Linked DNA regions of Homo sapiens: region 1 is linked to region 2. A link is an interaction called in ENCODE POLR2A ChIA-PET data of the cell type or tissue named here. Cell type or tissue: Caco-2. All regions are shown on one strand. Links, peaks and the distances in the headings refer to the core of each region. The heading gives the core; the rest is flanking DNA. Region 1 has its middle 19 kb from the start of RAP1GAP2. Region 2 overlaps SGSM2 (small G protein signaling modulator 2).

Region 1 (7,474 bases), core at 1,863-4,362, 430 kb after region 2:
GGCTGGTCTCAAACTCCTGCCCTCAGGTGATCTGCCTGCCTCGGCCTCCCAAAGTGCTGGGATTACAGGCATGAGCCATCGTGCCTGGCCAGGTAGTAGACACAATTTAACAGGGGTAAAGGATAAATGTATTTTGGTTTCTAATCCTGTTTGCACCTGGGCAGCAGGGTGAAGGAATCAGAATTGTCTGAAGGGTTCCCATGGAGTAGAAGCTTGGGTATGGCCCCATGTGTTAGGTGTCTACCAAAGAAAACGCTTACATTTTGAGGCTGCAAGAGCTCAGGGCAGAGTCCAGAGTGAGGGAAGAGAAGGTCCTGCTGTTCTGAGGCCAAGGCTCTATGAGGAATGTTCCTTTGCTTGTTCATTTATTTGGTGGGCATGGATTGAATGCCGTTCCTCTGCCAGACATTGTGCCAGGTGTCCCCCTTGAACAGCTGAGCAGTTGTATTTCTGGGTGATGGAACGGGCTGCTGATAGGACTATGGGACTATGGGCTGGTCACCCCTGCTATCGTTTTTTTTTTTTTTTTTTTGAGATGGAGTCTCGCTCTGTCACCCAGGCTGGAGTGCAGTAGTGCGATCTGCAATGTCCGACTCCCGGTTCAAGCGATTCTTCTGTCTCAGCCTCCTGAGTAGCTGGGACGACAGGCACTCCCCCACCATGCCTGGCTAATTTTTGTATTTTTAGTAGAGATAGGGGTCACCATGTTGGCAGGCTGGTCTCGAATTCCTGACCTCAGGTGATCCACCCACCTTGGCCTCCCAAAGTGCTGGGATTATAGGTGTGAGCTACCATGCCCAGCCAGCCACCACGCCCAGCCAGCCACCATACCTGGCCTCCCTGCTATCCTTTTTTTTTTTTTTTTTTCCCCAAGATGGAGTTTTGGTCTGTTGCCCAGGCTGGAGTGCAGTGATGCGATCTCAGCTCACTGCAACCTCCGCCTCCCAGATTCAAGCAATTCTCCTGCTTCAGCCTCCTGAGTAGCTGGGATTACAGGCATGCGCCAATATGCCCTGCTAAATTTTTTTTTTTTTTGTATTTTTAGTAGAGACAGTGGTTTCACCATGTTGACCAGGTTGGCCTTGAACTCCTGACCTTAAATGATCCACCCGCCTCAGCCTCCCAAAGCGCTAGGATTACAGGTGTGAGGCACCGCGCCCGGCCAGCCACCCTGCCCAGCCTCCCTGCTATCCTTTCTTTCTCCCACAACTATCCATTGTGATCCTGCTCTGGGTCAGGCCCTCAAGGAAGACCAGGGTACTGCCTCCATGGGCCACACATTCTAGTGGGAGAGACAGACGATAAACATGTAAACGCAGAGACAAGAGAATTTCCCAATATGACCAGCGTGCTGAAGAAACTCACACAGGGCATCGAGATCATGAGCAGCCAGTGGGTGTGTGGGGACTCTGGAAGAGGTGGAAGTCCTCTCCAAGAAAGTGACATGTGAGCTGAGTCCTGAAGGGCACAGGGGCGACCACATAAAGAAGCTGCTGGTGAGAGGTGTTAAGTGGGTGGTGGGGAGGGGGCACGGGGCATGGGGTGGAAGAGTCCTTCTGCAGGGGGAGCAGCAAGTGCAAGGCTGTTCTAGAAGCAGAAGGCCATTGTAGCTAGAGCAGAGTCATGATCCACAGGGTCAGGAGGCCATGACCCACAGACAGAAGCGAAAACTTCTGTGCAATTAAAGGAACGGCTTTCTAGCACTTAGAGCTGCCTGAGGATGGAGTGGGCTGCCCCGAGGGAGAGAACTTCCCATCACTAAGCCATAGTCAAAGGCCGCTGTCCACGGAGGTTACTGAGGATGAGACTCAAGCATCCCAAAGGTTGGCTAGAGGACCCTTCGTTCCTTCTACGCCTTCACGTTCAGGAGCATCCTTGGTTTGGCGGAAGCTGGGGGGATGTCTATGGAGTGCATGAATGAAAGTTCCAGGCCGAGCGCGGTGGCTCATGCCTGTCATCTCAGCACTTTGGGAGGCCGAGGCGGGTGGATCACCTAAGGCCAGGAGTTTGAGACCAGCCTGGCCAACATGGCGAAACCCCGTCTCTACTAAAAATACAAAAAGTAGCCGGGTATGGTGGCGGGTGCCTGTAATCCCAGCTACTCGGCAGGCTGAGGCACAAGAATCGCTTGAACCCGGGAGGCGGAGGTTGCAGTGAGCCGAGATCGCGCCACTGCACTCCAGCCTGGGGGACAGAGCAAGACTCTGTCTCATAAAAGTCCAGCCTCCAGATCCCAGGCAGCGGGGAGTTTCAGGGGTCTGAGCAGCCCTGGAGACTCGCAGCATAGCGTTCTGTACCCCGTCCCGGGTCCCGCGCAACGCAGAGCTAGAGGGAGCCCCAGAGTATCTTCCTCAGTAGATCAGGAGCCCCCAGGCCTCACCGCACCTCGGTTCCCCATTGCCCCCATTGCCCCCATTGCATCTTCCAGGAACCCCTGGCGGGCAGGCTGCTCCTTCTCTCCCCGGGTCCTCTGGGTGCACCTGCCCCGCCCCGCGCCTTTGTTCCGGAGGAGCCGCCTTGGGCAGCCCCCAGGGAGCTCAGGACCCGCTGTACCCCCTGCCACCGCCTCCCGGTGCCCGCCCCTCCGCCCCCTCTCCGCGGCTGCGCCAGGCGATCCGCAGGCAGCGGCACAGGGACCAGGGCGCGCCCCGGGTGGCGGAGGCGCGGCGAGGGCGGGAGCACGAGGACCCCGGACCCTGGATCGGCGCGGGCTCCGGCTGCGCGTGCGCGGCGGCGGCGGCGAGGGGCGCCAGGTGTGCGGGCGGTGGCGGCTGCGGAGGGCGCGGCTTTGTGCGCTGGGGCCGGCCGGGGTGCGCGCGTGCGCGGCAGGACTGCTGCGAGGGACCCCGCCGCCCCGGAGGAGGAGGAGGAGGAGGAGGAGGAGGAGGAGGGGGCTGGGCCGAGGGAGGGGGCGACCGCGGGGACTGAGGTGCCCTTCGCTCCGGGTCCAGAGGCAGCCGCGCGCCAGGCGGCGCAGAAGGTCAGTGGCCCCGGGGCTGGGATTCCGCAGCCAGCCTGGATCGGGACGTGAGTCCTGGTGTGACTGACGGGGAATCGGAGCGTGTGTGGAGTGTGAACGCGTGTGTTTGCAGACAGACATCGGCACGTATGGACGGCGCGAGCCGGTACTGCGTTCCGGAGGAGCCATCCGGCGTCACAGGCTGTGCTGGGGAGGTGGGGTGACCGTCCTCAGAAACCCCCGCGGGCGGGGCGCTGCACACACGTCCACCTATAGGGTGTGTGTGCGTGCGTGAGGTGTGCAGCCCCTGTCAGGATCTGGCGAGAGAAGCTGACCGGGATGGAGGTCAGAGGTAGGGTGTTTACAGGTGGTGGTAGAAGGAAAACAGCCAGGAACCCCAGGAGGACCCTGGAGCTAGGCTGGGCTTCCTGAAACCCCCCATCCCATCCTCGCTCCAGCCTGTGCCTATTGCAGGAAGAGGAGCTAGGGAGGTGGGCTGCCGGCTGAGAGGCCTTGAGGGATCTTTGGGAGCGGGGCCCGATTTCAGCCTGATCCTCATTTCCAGAGGCCTGGATGGGTGTGGGGGTGCCGGCCCTGAGTGGGGGGTCCAGGGCAGGCGTGTGTTCAGGAGACCTCAGGGGTCCGTGTAGACTGTCCTCTGGCTTTGCCAGCACCAGGTGCTGTGTGTCTGGACCTGGGAGCTGGCTGAGGGATACCCTTGCTTCCTCTCATTTGTTTTCTATAGCTCCCCCTACATGCTTGTTAACAAACCTGAAGGGCACTTGTATGCCAGTGGGGTTTGCTGGGATGTGCCCTGTTGAGGGGCTGTCATCAGAGAAGCCTCCATGGGGAATGAGAGAGTTGTCCTGAGCCAGGTGCCAGGGCTCTTGGGTTCTTTGCCTGCGTTGTGACCCTGGGGCCATCCCTCAAGCCCTATACGCCTCAGTTTCCCATGGCGCTTTGCCCTCCCCCTTCTTCCTGTTGCAGGGTGGGGAGTAAACAGCTTGCACAGCTGCCAGGAGGCTGGGAGGCTGGGAGGCGGGGAGGCTGGGAGGCTGGGAGGCGGGGAGGCTGGGAGGCTGGGAGGCGGGGAGGCTGGGAGGCTGGGAGGCGGGGAGTGACTCAGGGTCTGTGAGGTCTTGGGCAGCGATTTTTCAGGCGAAAGTCCCAGCACATCTTCTCGACTTGGGCAGGAGTTGGGGGAGGCTCTGCCCTCAGCTCCAAGCTGTGGTGCTGGGTTTTCTGAGTCCTGGGGTGGGGTGGGGTGGGCATCTGTTGGATTTGGCTGCTCAGGCTTCAAGAAGCTGCCTCTGGTCCCTCCTTCTTCCCAGATATCAAGTAGTTGGAGAGGGATGGGGCTGGGGGGCCTGGTAGCTGGGTGGGATGCGGGGGCGGGAGCTGAAGTGCTACAGCAGCCTCTCTTGGTTCCTGTGTTTGATGTTACTGGGCAGAGACAGATGCTAAGCTTGGGTAGGGTCGGGGCTGGTCTAAGTGGGACTGCTCAGCTCAGCATGTTGAGGCAATTTGGTGGGAGGTGGCCTCAGCTCCAGAGAAGAGGACCCTGCTGCTGGAGGCACGCTTGCAGCTCTCCTCACCCTCTTTCCCATGACCCTGTCTGATCAACTCTGGCTGAGCCACCATGGCTCAGAATGACTTGAGCCTTGAGGGAAAGGGACCCTGGCATGGATGGGGGTGGTGGCAGGGTCACATAGTGGCTAAGCATGAAGGCCCTGCTGTCACTCAGACCTGGGCGTAAGTCCCAGCTCCATCACCTACTGCTGTGGCCGCACCTGCATTCCCCTCAATGGGAGCCCGAGAGAAAGGCTTGCAGGCTGTGGCTTATTTGGGAAGCAATCTCAGGAAACAAGGGCGAGGACATGGGGTTTGAAGGAGAGGGAGGGGAAGCAACAATTTGATTATTCCCACCACTCTCCTGGGCGGTGTTCTGAGGAGCCTTACAGACAGAACTGCTCTGTTGGGGAGAGAAACAGGGAAGCACTTACCCATTAGCCCCATCCCCTGCCAGACAAGGGTGGCTCTGTGGACATTCGCTCCCGTGTGGACTTCCAGATTGCACATGTGTGGGGCTCAAGTGGTTCCCTGTGGGTACTCCACACGGCAGCTTCCAAGAAGGCCCAGCGTGGCCTGACATGAAGCACTGTCCCATTGCACCTGTAAGATGCTGCTTGGAGCCTGTGGGGACCTGGTCATTGCAGAAGTGTTTGGAGTGAGAGGTGGGGCCAAGAGGGCTGGAAGCAGCACACTGAGGTGCCTAACACTGCGTGACCTTGGCCAAATTACCTGACTTCTCTGAGCCTCGGTTTCCTTAGCTGGGTGTTTTAAGTGTTAATAAGGCATTTATTGAATTTTTGAACATGGTGATGGCCCCATAGCAAGGGCTTCACCCGGGGTATTTCTGTGTGGCCAGGAAGACCACATGCCCAGGGTGGCTCAGATAGTCATTCACTCAAGTGGAGGTGGGTCCGCATAAGAGGACCTCTAAAGACCCCTCCCGGTCATAGGACCTGGGGCTCAGGGGCCAGACTGCTGACCTGGTCAGTTCCTCTAGGGCTGTGGCCCAGTTTCCCAGACCTCCTGAATGCTTCCATTTCACAGCCTATGAATTGGAGTCAGCGATGTCCTGCTCCTGGGCTGGCCGCTCAGATATACCTCTTCCTGGGCTCTGCCTCAGGAGGACACAGAGGCCAGCACTGGGCAGAGGAGGGCGAGGGGAGAGGACAGCTCAGAAGCAGGTGCTTGAAGGAGGAGTGGAGGGAGGGTGGATGCTGGCATTTCTGGCATTGGGAGCTGGCATACGGTCATGGGCATGGGTCTGGGCCATAGTCAGTGGGGGAGGACAAGGCAGGGGGCTGGGGGGGGGCAGGAAAGGAAGGTGAGCGGGTTGGCAGAAGGTGGCCAAGAAGCATGGAAGAGACAGGGACAGGGAGTGGGTTGGGCAGCCTTGGCGTATGGGGATTCACAGCGTCTGGGGTGGTGGTAACCAAATGGGAGGGGGATGAGGTGGCAGGAAGGAAGGGAGGGCATTGGGTGAGGTCTAGCTGGGCCTTCCTAGGGCGTAAACTGGGGCAGTGTTCGTAGTTCGTGGTACAGCATCCACAAGCCTCCTCGTTCCTTTTTTTTGAGATGGAGTTTCGCTCTTGTTGTCCAGGCTGGAGTGCAGTGGCGCGATCTCGGCTCACCGCAACCTCCGCCTCCTGGGTTCAAGTGATTCTCCTGTCTCAGCCTCCCGAGTTGCTGGGATTACAGGCGTGCGCCACCACGTCCTACTAATTTTTGTATTTTCAGTAGGGACAGGGTTTCTCCATGTTGGTCAGGCTGGTCTCGAACTCCTGACCTCAGGTGATCCGCCCGCCCTGGCCTCCCAAAGTGCTGGGGTGACAGGCGGGAGCCGCCGCCTCTGGCAAAAGTCTCTTCATCCTTTTTTCCACGGTGTCCACCTGCCCCTCCCAGGCCACCGCCCCGTTTGACAGGGGAGGAGTTGTTTGCAAACAGTTCCTGTTATGAGCGGCGATTGGAGAAGGTCCACAGGTGCCTTTGCCAAGGCCTGTTGCCATGGTGGCATGGTGGGCCTTGTCTGCCTACCCTCTCCCATCTCTGAGCAATGTGCACCCCCCCCAGGAGAGGTCACAGAGTGGGGAAGGTGTCCAGCTGCCTCTTTGCTCACACATGGCCAGCTCAGGCTGGCCTTACAAAGGTCACTGCGTTCATCCCTCTGCCTGCAGGCAGGGTCACACCCAGCCTATGCTGGGAGACCCAGCAGCCGCCGTCTTCATTACAGCCATTTAAAGTCTACTCCGATCTCTGCAATTTGTTTTTAATAAGTTTAATGAAAAATAAAGCAATGATACTAGCCTATTCATCTGCTCCCCTTTTAAAGCGGGCATCTCATGGATGATACTCTTCTTGTCCACACCTCTCTCAGTGCTTTGGTGCCTGTCCAGTAGGAAGTTCTGCCTCATGTCTGATCTCAGCCTGACATGCTGTACTGTTTTTGGGTGTGTTTTGTGTTTCTGATTTTCTATTTGTTGCAACCCTTCAGGGATTCCAGATGGTTCTAAGGGCATTCCTGTCTACCTGCTCATGATCTGGAGCAGTCGCAGGGGCACCCAAGGCAGGTGTGATGCCAACGATACAAGGCTGTGCCGAGCCCCTGGCCCCGGCCACGCTCTGGTTCTGGACTTTTGCAGCTTGCTCTCAGGGCCAGCTGGTTCCCACTCCTTTCCCTAGTTCAGATCCAGGATTACTGGCCTCCTTCTTGGACCATGCTGGGCCTGCTGGCTGCGCTCTGCCAGGTCTGGGTCAGCAAGCAGATGGCAGCAGGCATGGGCACTTGGGGGACTCTGGCACAGTCAGGGCCCTGCCGATTAGATGGCTGGTGGAGAGCAAGAGCAGGAGGGGAGAGACAGGGAGTGACAGGCAGTCGGGAACACTGAGGTGTGCCTGTGCATGTGGACACATCTGTGCTTGGTGTGCACGTGTGGCCTTGGAGGGCTT
Region 2 (7,474 bases), core at 1,728-4,227:
TCCTGGCGTCCTGCCTTTTAAGTCGTCTTGGACAAGTTTCTTAACTTCTCTCACCCTCAGTTTGCTCCTCTAAAAACAGACTGATGATTCCCACCTCAAGGAACTTTCGTGGGGATTGAGATGATGTGTGTAAATGTTCATTCGTTCGTAGCATTGTAAGCACTCAAAGAATATTCGTCTCTCCTCCTTTGGCTGTTGAGGCTGAAGGTAGGTTTGTAGGACTTGAGTTCATACCATGTCCGTTTGGGAAGGTTTCCCCAGTTCTTTGAGATGGTGGAATAATGATTCCTAGGTTTACAAGACACAGCCTGACCTCAGTTTTTCTCAGCAGAACCTATGCTCTGGAAAAAAAAAAGGCATGCCAGTATTATGATAAGCAACTTTGAAGAGTATTAGAATTCTCGGCCGGGCACAGTGGCTCACGCCTGTAATCCCAGCACTTTGGGAGGTGAGGCAGGTGGATCACCTGAGGTCAGGAGTTCGAGACCAGCCTGGCCAACTTGGTGAAACCCCGTCTCTACTAAAAATACAAAAATTAGCAGGGCGTGGTGGCGGGCGCCTGTAATCCCAGCACTTTGGGAGGTGGAGGTGGGCGGATCACGAGGTCAGGAGATCGAGACCATCCTGGCTAACACGGTGAAACCCCGTCTCTACTAAAAATACAAAAAATTAGCCAGGCGTGGTGGCGGGCGCCTGTAGTCCCAGCTACTCAGGAGGCTGAGGCAGGAGAATGGCGTGAACCCGGGAGGCGGAGCTTGCAGTGAGCCAAGATCGCGCCACTGCACTCCAGCCTGGGTGACAGAGCGAGACTCTGTCTCAAAAAAAAAAAAAAAAAAAAATTCCTACTTTTTAAATACTGACAGCTAATTCCCATTTAAAAAAAAATTGTGTGGGCCACACAAAAGACATCTGCCAGCCTCTGCCAGTGTGCAGCCTCTGTTTTGGGTTCGGTACAGTCACGGAGAACAGGAGCAGGAGAGGTTCCAACAGTATCGGGCTAAGTCAGGCCAGGGTATCTCAGGGCCTACAGACAGAGAAATCCTTATGCTTTGTCAAAATTGGTGCTCAGTGGTGAGCTAAATCCCAATTTGGGCTGAAACTGAGGCTCGTTGAAAGCATTGATTATCAACCTTTTTCCTCTGCCTGCAAAGCAGCTTCCTTGCATTGCATGGTGGAATCACGAGAGACTCTTGCGGGGGACGGGGAGGGAAGACTAGCAAGGTATGGATCAAAAACACCACCCCTCTCTGCCTTTTTGGAGATTCTGATGTGCCAGTCTCCCTCAGTCCCTGGAAAAATGCTCTGAAATGCATTTTTAGTCTGAAGTTGATCCAGACTTAAACTGTGCCTTGCTACTGTCCTAGCCACGTCCGAATTCAGCTTTGTTGTGGGAGAAATGGGAGTATAGAGAACGTGCTGAGAGGTCAAGAGCAGAGTGAAGTCTGTGGAGACTGGATTACCAGCCTAGCGACACCACGGTCCCTAGTTTCAAGGGACCCTTGTGTACTGGGCCCCTCAACTCCACACCGACCCATGGTTCTTGGCAGAGGAGGGTTGGGGGTGACTGAGGAGAGCCAGGCCTAGGCAATACAAGCTTCTCTGAGCTTCTTAGAATGCAGACATTTAAACAGAAAACACAGAGCCTTCCTGGAGAGCCTTCCTGAAGAATCACTGTGTCAAGACCTGACCATGGGCAAACCCAGGAAAGTTTGCAGCCAGATCCCCATTCCTGTTACCCAACGGGAGGGGCAAGACTCCTAGGACTGGCTAGAAAATTGCTTTGTTGAGTGTTTGCTGTGGTTGTTCCTAAACCTGTCTGTCCAGAAGCTGGACATGCAGTAGGCCCCTGCGAGTAGAAACTTTCCTTGTGTGGAAGTTTTCGCTGGCAAACCAGTCTGGCGGCAGCAGGGGGGTGGGTGGGGTTCTCTGTGTGCTGTTCCCAGGCCCGAGGATCAGAACCTATGTAACTGCCACCTCCGTGCCAGTGGAGGGTGGCGCTAGGAGAATGGACTCAAAACTACCACTATGGGGCCAGGCATGGTGACTCACACCTGCAATCCCAGTGCTCTGGGAGGCTGAGGCGGGAGGATCCCTTGAGACCAGAAGCTTGAGACCAGCCTGGGCAATATTACAGGATGCAGTCTCTACAAAAAAATAAATAACTCGCTGGGCATGGTGGTGCACGCCTGTAGTCCCAGCTACTCCAGAGGCTGAGGTAGGAGGATCACTTGAGCCCGGGAGGTTGAGGCTGCAGTGAGCTATGATTGCACCACTGCCCTCCAGCTTGGGCAACAGAGAGAGAGAGAGACCCTGTCTCGTTTGTTTGTTTATTTATTTATTTATTTAGAGACGGAGTCTCACTCTGCTGCCCAGGCTGGAGTTCTGTGGTGCTATCTCAGCTCACTGCAACCTCCGCCTCTCAGGTTCAAGCAATTCTCCTGCCTCAGCCTCCTGAGTAGCTGGGATTACAGGTGCCTGCCACCACACCTAGCTAATTTTTGTATTTTTAGTAGAGACAGGGGTTTCACCATGTTGGCCAGGCTGGTCTCGAACTCCTGACCTCAGGTGATCTGCCCACCTTGGCCTCCCAAAGTGCTGGGATTACAGGTGTGAACCATCACACCCGGCCTCATTTTTTTTTTTTTTTTTTAAACAAAATCCAAAAACTACCACTGTTGGGGAGAGGTCTTTGATATATCCTTTTATCCTTTTTATCTTAAAACATCACATCAAGTTTACATTTTTCTCTATCATATGGTTTTTGGATTTTTTTTCATTTTAATATAAAGACTTACTGTTGAATTAAAGTATAGGCTGGTATCTCCTGTCGCCCCCTCCCCTGGAGGGGAAGGTGCTTTTGTTTTTTCTTTTTTTTTTTTTCCAGATGAGGTCTTGCTATGTTGCCAAGATTGGTCTCAAACTCGTGGGCTCCAGGTATGCTCCTGCCTTGGCATCCCAAGTAACTGGGATTACAGGTGCATACCACCGCCCGAGGTCCATAGTGTTTTATTTACCCTATTCCGATTGGGCACTGAGTTTGCATTTTAACCTTTGGCTGGTAGAGCAGGTTTCAGAGGCTCACAGAGAGGCTTCTGGCCAGGCAGAGCAGGTTCTCAGGCCAATCATATCTCCCAGGACCTCAGCCTCCCCACCCCCCAGGGATTGGGGCAGACACCAGCCTGCCTCCTCAGTCACCAGATTCCCTGCCCTGCTGTGTGCAAGTGGGTCAACATGAGGGTTGCTTCAGACTGAGGATGAGCTGTAATTCGAGAAGGGTGGAATCTGTGGAGCCGGGAATAACATCAGGCTTTATTAACCAGCTCCCTGTTGCTAGGCAGCTTTCATTAGCCAGGAAGGTCTGCCCTGCAGTGAGCTCCTTCAGGGAATGGCAAGGAGATGCTAATAAGCTGGGAGAGAAGCCGGTGCTAGGGAAGGCTTGCCTCTCCCCTGGGATATTGCAGCCAGCGATATTTCAGCACATTCTGAGATTTGGACTCCAGGCAGTCTTCAGCCTGTCTCTTTTCAGTAAAAGGGATTCCTGGAGGCTGAGGTGGGAGGATCCCTTGCAGGAGTTCGAGACCAGCCTGAGCAAAAAAGACCCCATCGCCACAAAAAGGAGGAGCGGGTTCCTCCTCCTTCCCACCCACAGGGAATGAATAGCTCATTCTCTTGCTATCTAACTCGTGCCTTCCATCTAGAAATGATCTAAGAGGAAGGAGGGAGCTCTGAAGGAGCTGACTCCCCTCACTCTATCTTGGGGCATTGCGGAGGGCATATGGGGATGTTCATAGCTGGGACTTTGGGGTCACACAGACCTGGGTTCACATCCTGGCTGTGCCACGAAGTGTGTAGCCGTGCTTACTCATCTCTGAGCCTACCCCAGAAGGCAGATGTAAGGAACAGAAGAGCAATGCAGGCAACACACACAGCATGGATCTGAGTATGCAGAAGGTGCTCAATCGCATTCTACTTTGGTTTTTATTTTGTTTTGTTTCGTTTTGTTTGAGATGGAGTCTCACTCTGTCTCCCCGCTGGAGTGCAGTGGTGTGATCATAGCTCACTCAGCCTCGACCTTCTGGGTTCAGGCGATCCTCTCACTTCAGCCTCCTGAGTAGCTGGGTCTACAGGTCTACGCGCCACCACACTCGGCTACTTTTTTGTATTTTTGTAGAGACGGGGTTTCGCCATGTTGCCCAGGCTGGTCTCAAACTCCTGACCTCAAGTGATCTACCCGCCTCGGCCTCCCAAAGTGCTGGGATTACAGGCATGAGCCACCACCCCACCCCACATCTGCTTTGTTTTTGAAAGGGAGCATAGGCCGGGCACAGTGGCTCACGCCTGCAATCCCAGCACTTTGGGAGGCTCAGCTGGGTGGATCACCTGAGGTCAGGAGTTCGAGACCAGCCTGGCCAAAATGGCGAAGCCCCATCTGTACTAAAAATACAAAAATTAGCTGGGCATCATGGTGCACGCCTGTAATCCCAGCTCTTTGGGAGGCTGAGGCAGGAGAATCACTTGAACCTGAGAGATGGAGGTTTCAGTGAGCGAGATTGTGCTGCTGCACTCCAGCCTGGGCGACAGAGCGAGACTTGGTCTAAAAAAAAAAAGTGACCTTACAACCTTTCCTATAAAGCCTCCTCGAGCCTTCCCCAGGATTCCATCTGGGAATCTGTGTTTCTGGAAGTTTGGAGCATCTGGAGAATCAGAAATTTGAACATCAGGAACTCAATAAGGAAATTTGATAATATAAAGGAATTGTTACCAATTTTGTCAGTGTAATAGAGGTATAAGTGCATGTTTTTAAGAGTCCTCTTTCAGAGATAAATATATATGATGTCTAAAATTTGCTTCAGAATAATCCAGTGGTAGGAAACAATGGTTGCAGGCGGAGGAGCTGAAGCAAGATGGTCGTGACTTGATCATTGTTGAAGCTGGGTAATGAGTACATGGGCAGCTGTTATACTGTCCCCTTTTCCTTCTGTATATGGTTGGAATTTTCCCTAGTGAAATGTTTTGTTTTTTTTTTTTGAGATGGAGTCTCCCTCTGTCGCCCAGGCTGGAGTGCAATGGAGCGGTCTTGGCTCACTGCAAGCTCCGCCTCCCGGGTTCACACCATTCTCCTGCCTCAGCCTCCCAAGTAGCTGGGACTACAGGCGCCCACCACCACGCTCGGCTAATTTTTTGTATTTTTAGTAGACATGGGGTTTCACCGTGTTAGCCAGGATGGTCTCAATCTCCTGACCTCGTGATCCGCCCACCTCGGCCTCCCAAAGTGCTGGGATTACAGGCGTAAGCCACCACGCCTGGCCTAATTTTTGTATTTTAGTAGAGATGGGATTTCACCATGATGCCCAGACTGGTCTCAAACTCCTGACCTCAGGTGATCCACCTGCCTCGGTCTCCCAAAGTGCTGGGATTACAGGTGTGAGCCACTGCATTTGGCCTAGAATGTTTATATTCACATGGGAAGTATCTAATAGGGAAAAATTGCAGGCATAAAAAAGAGAAGAGAAGTTTGCTGGAGGAGCGTCTTTGAAAAGGTGCAAGGGAGGTGGGGTGCGGTGGCTCACACCTGTAATCGCAGCACTTTGAGAGGCCAAGGCAGGTGGATCACCTGAGGTCAGGAGTTCTAGACCAGCCTGGCCAATATAGTGAAACCCTGTCTCTACAAAAAATACAAAAATGTGCCGGGTGTGGTGGCGCACGTCTATAATTCCAACTGCTGGGGAGGCTGAGGCAGGAGAATCGCTTGAACCCAGGTGGTGGAGGTTGCAGTGAGCCGAGACCGTACCACTGCACCACTGTACTCCAGCCTGGGCGACAGAGTGAGACTCTGTCTCAAAAAAAACAAAAAAACAAGACATAAGAAATGGTGCAGGGGCAGCACTCCAGCCTCCAGCGTGCCGGTGGAAGGTGACCTCAGAGACAAGTCCAACTAGACCATCCCTAGGAACGAGAGGAAGGCAGGGACTGGGCATGAGGTGCAGGGAGGGAAGGCACCTGCATTCATCAGTCCCCTTCGGTGTGGTAGGCAGGGGCCGAGAAGCCTTTCACACCTTGGGATATGCTGTTACTTTTCATCACCCAGCATCCATTGAGGTAGACCCTGATTTTCTCCCTAATTACATCAGAAGCTCAGAGAGGTTTAGTGACTTGACCAAAGTCAAACAGCCAGTAAGGAGAGGAGCCCGTGGGCTGGGCGTGGTGGCTCACGCCTGTAATCCCAGCACTTTGGGAGGCTGAGGAGGGTGGATCACTTGAGGTCAGGAGTTCGAGACCAGCCTGGCCATCATGGTAAAACCCCTTCTCTACTAAAAATACAAAAATTAGCCGGCCATGATGGTGGGTGCCTGTAATCCCAGCTACTTGGGAGGCTGAGGCAGGAGAATTGCTTGAACCTGGCAGGCGGAGATTGCAGTAAGCCAAGATCACGTCACTGCACTCCGACCTGGGCAATAGATCGAGACTCAGTCTCAAAAAAAAAAAAAGGAGAGGAGCTAGTGTTTGAACCCACCTCTGTCTTGCTCCAGACTCTGTGCTGCCCAGGGATTGGTCTGCCTGTGAGGCCTACCCAGGAGTAGAGACTAGAGGGGCGGCGGCATTGAGGAGTTGGCCCTCATGCAGACGAAGCTCTGGTCATTGAACTGTGGGCTTATGGTGTCCAGAGACACTCTAGGAGACTGTGGCTTCCTTACCCAGCCAGCTGAGTGTGCCCACATCAGTGTCCACTGCATGAGAGGCTGGCCCTGGCCTGGTTCCCTGGGTAGCCGCCATGAGCACTGTGCATGCGGACCCTGTCTTGCATCTCCAGCAGGACAAGGACAATGGGATGTGTAGCATGGATTTCATTTCCCCCTCCTTGGTTCTAGGTTCTGGGTTCAGGCGATCTCTCACTTCAGCCTCCTGAGTAGCTGGGTCTGCAGGTCTACGCACCACCACGCTCGGCTACTTTTTTGTATTTTTGTAGAGACGGGGTTTCGCCATGTTGCCCAGGCTGGTCTCAAACTCCTGACCTCAAGTGACCTACCCGCCTCAGGACAGTTCTTTATCCTCCCAATCAGAGTCCAGTTGCGAATGTTGCTTTCTTGTTTTGGGGGTTGAGCAGGGCTGAATGCCTTCCAAAGTTGAAGCAAACAACCAGTATCACCAGTGCAGGCTGAGAGAAAATGCACCCTAGTTACCGCAGAAACGCTCATCTGAGTAAAGGCAGCCACTACAAATCCCTGGGTGGAAATAGCCAGGGAGAGAAGCGGGGAAGAGAGGGGCAGGTCACACTTGGCGATGGCCCTTCGCTCCTCTCACCTTGTCTGTGGCAGATGAAACACTGGCTCCTTCCACCGGCAGTTGGAGTAAAGATACTTGATGCTTCTTCTCCTTCAGTTGTTACTTGAAAGAGGCGGGTCCTCCCACCCATTCCTTTATCTCCAGGAAGGCTGCTCCTCTCCGGCATTGTTGGTTCCACCATCCAGGGACC

Evidence for each region. ChIA-PET counts read pairs that join two places held together with the same protein. Peaks named below come from ENCODE experiments on the same cell type or tissue, not always from the same donor. Only the 100,000 strongest peaks of a DNase experiment are listed, where the experiment ranks them.
Region 1: POLR2A ChIA-PET joins it to region 2 with 6 read pairs; 3 of 35 experiments call an interaction of 5 or more read pairs at or near these places.

The regions. Positions count from the first base shown.
Region 1 is chr17:2,773,968-2,781,441 of GRCh38, forward strand. It overlaps a transcript of RAP1GAP2 not described here. Among named protein-coding and RNA genes, the nearest start is that of RAP1GAP2, 19 kb to the right of the region's middle. In Caco-2, for the core only: no CTCF peak of the experiment used is centred there; DNase peaks (open chromatin) are centred at 2,964 and 3,134; H3K4me3 peaks cover 1,867 bases.
Region 2 is chr17:2,344,778-2,352,251 of GRCh38, forward strand. The region is part of intron 2 of SGSM2 (small G protein signaling modulator 2); the gene reads left to right. Among named protein-coding and RNA genes, the nearest start is that of SGSM2, 11 kb to the left of the region's middle. RefSeq lists an enhancer at 2,929-3,866. In Caco-2, for the core only: no CTCF peak of the experiment used is centred there; DNase peaks (open chromatin) are centred at 1,838 and 3,154.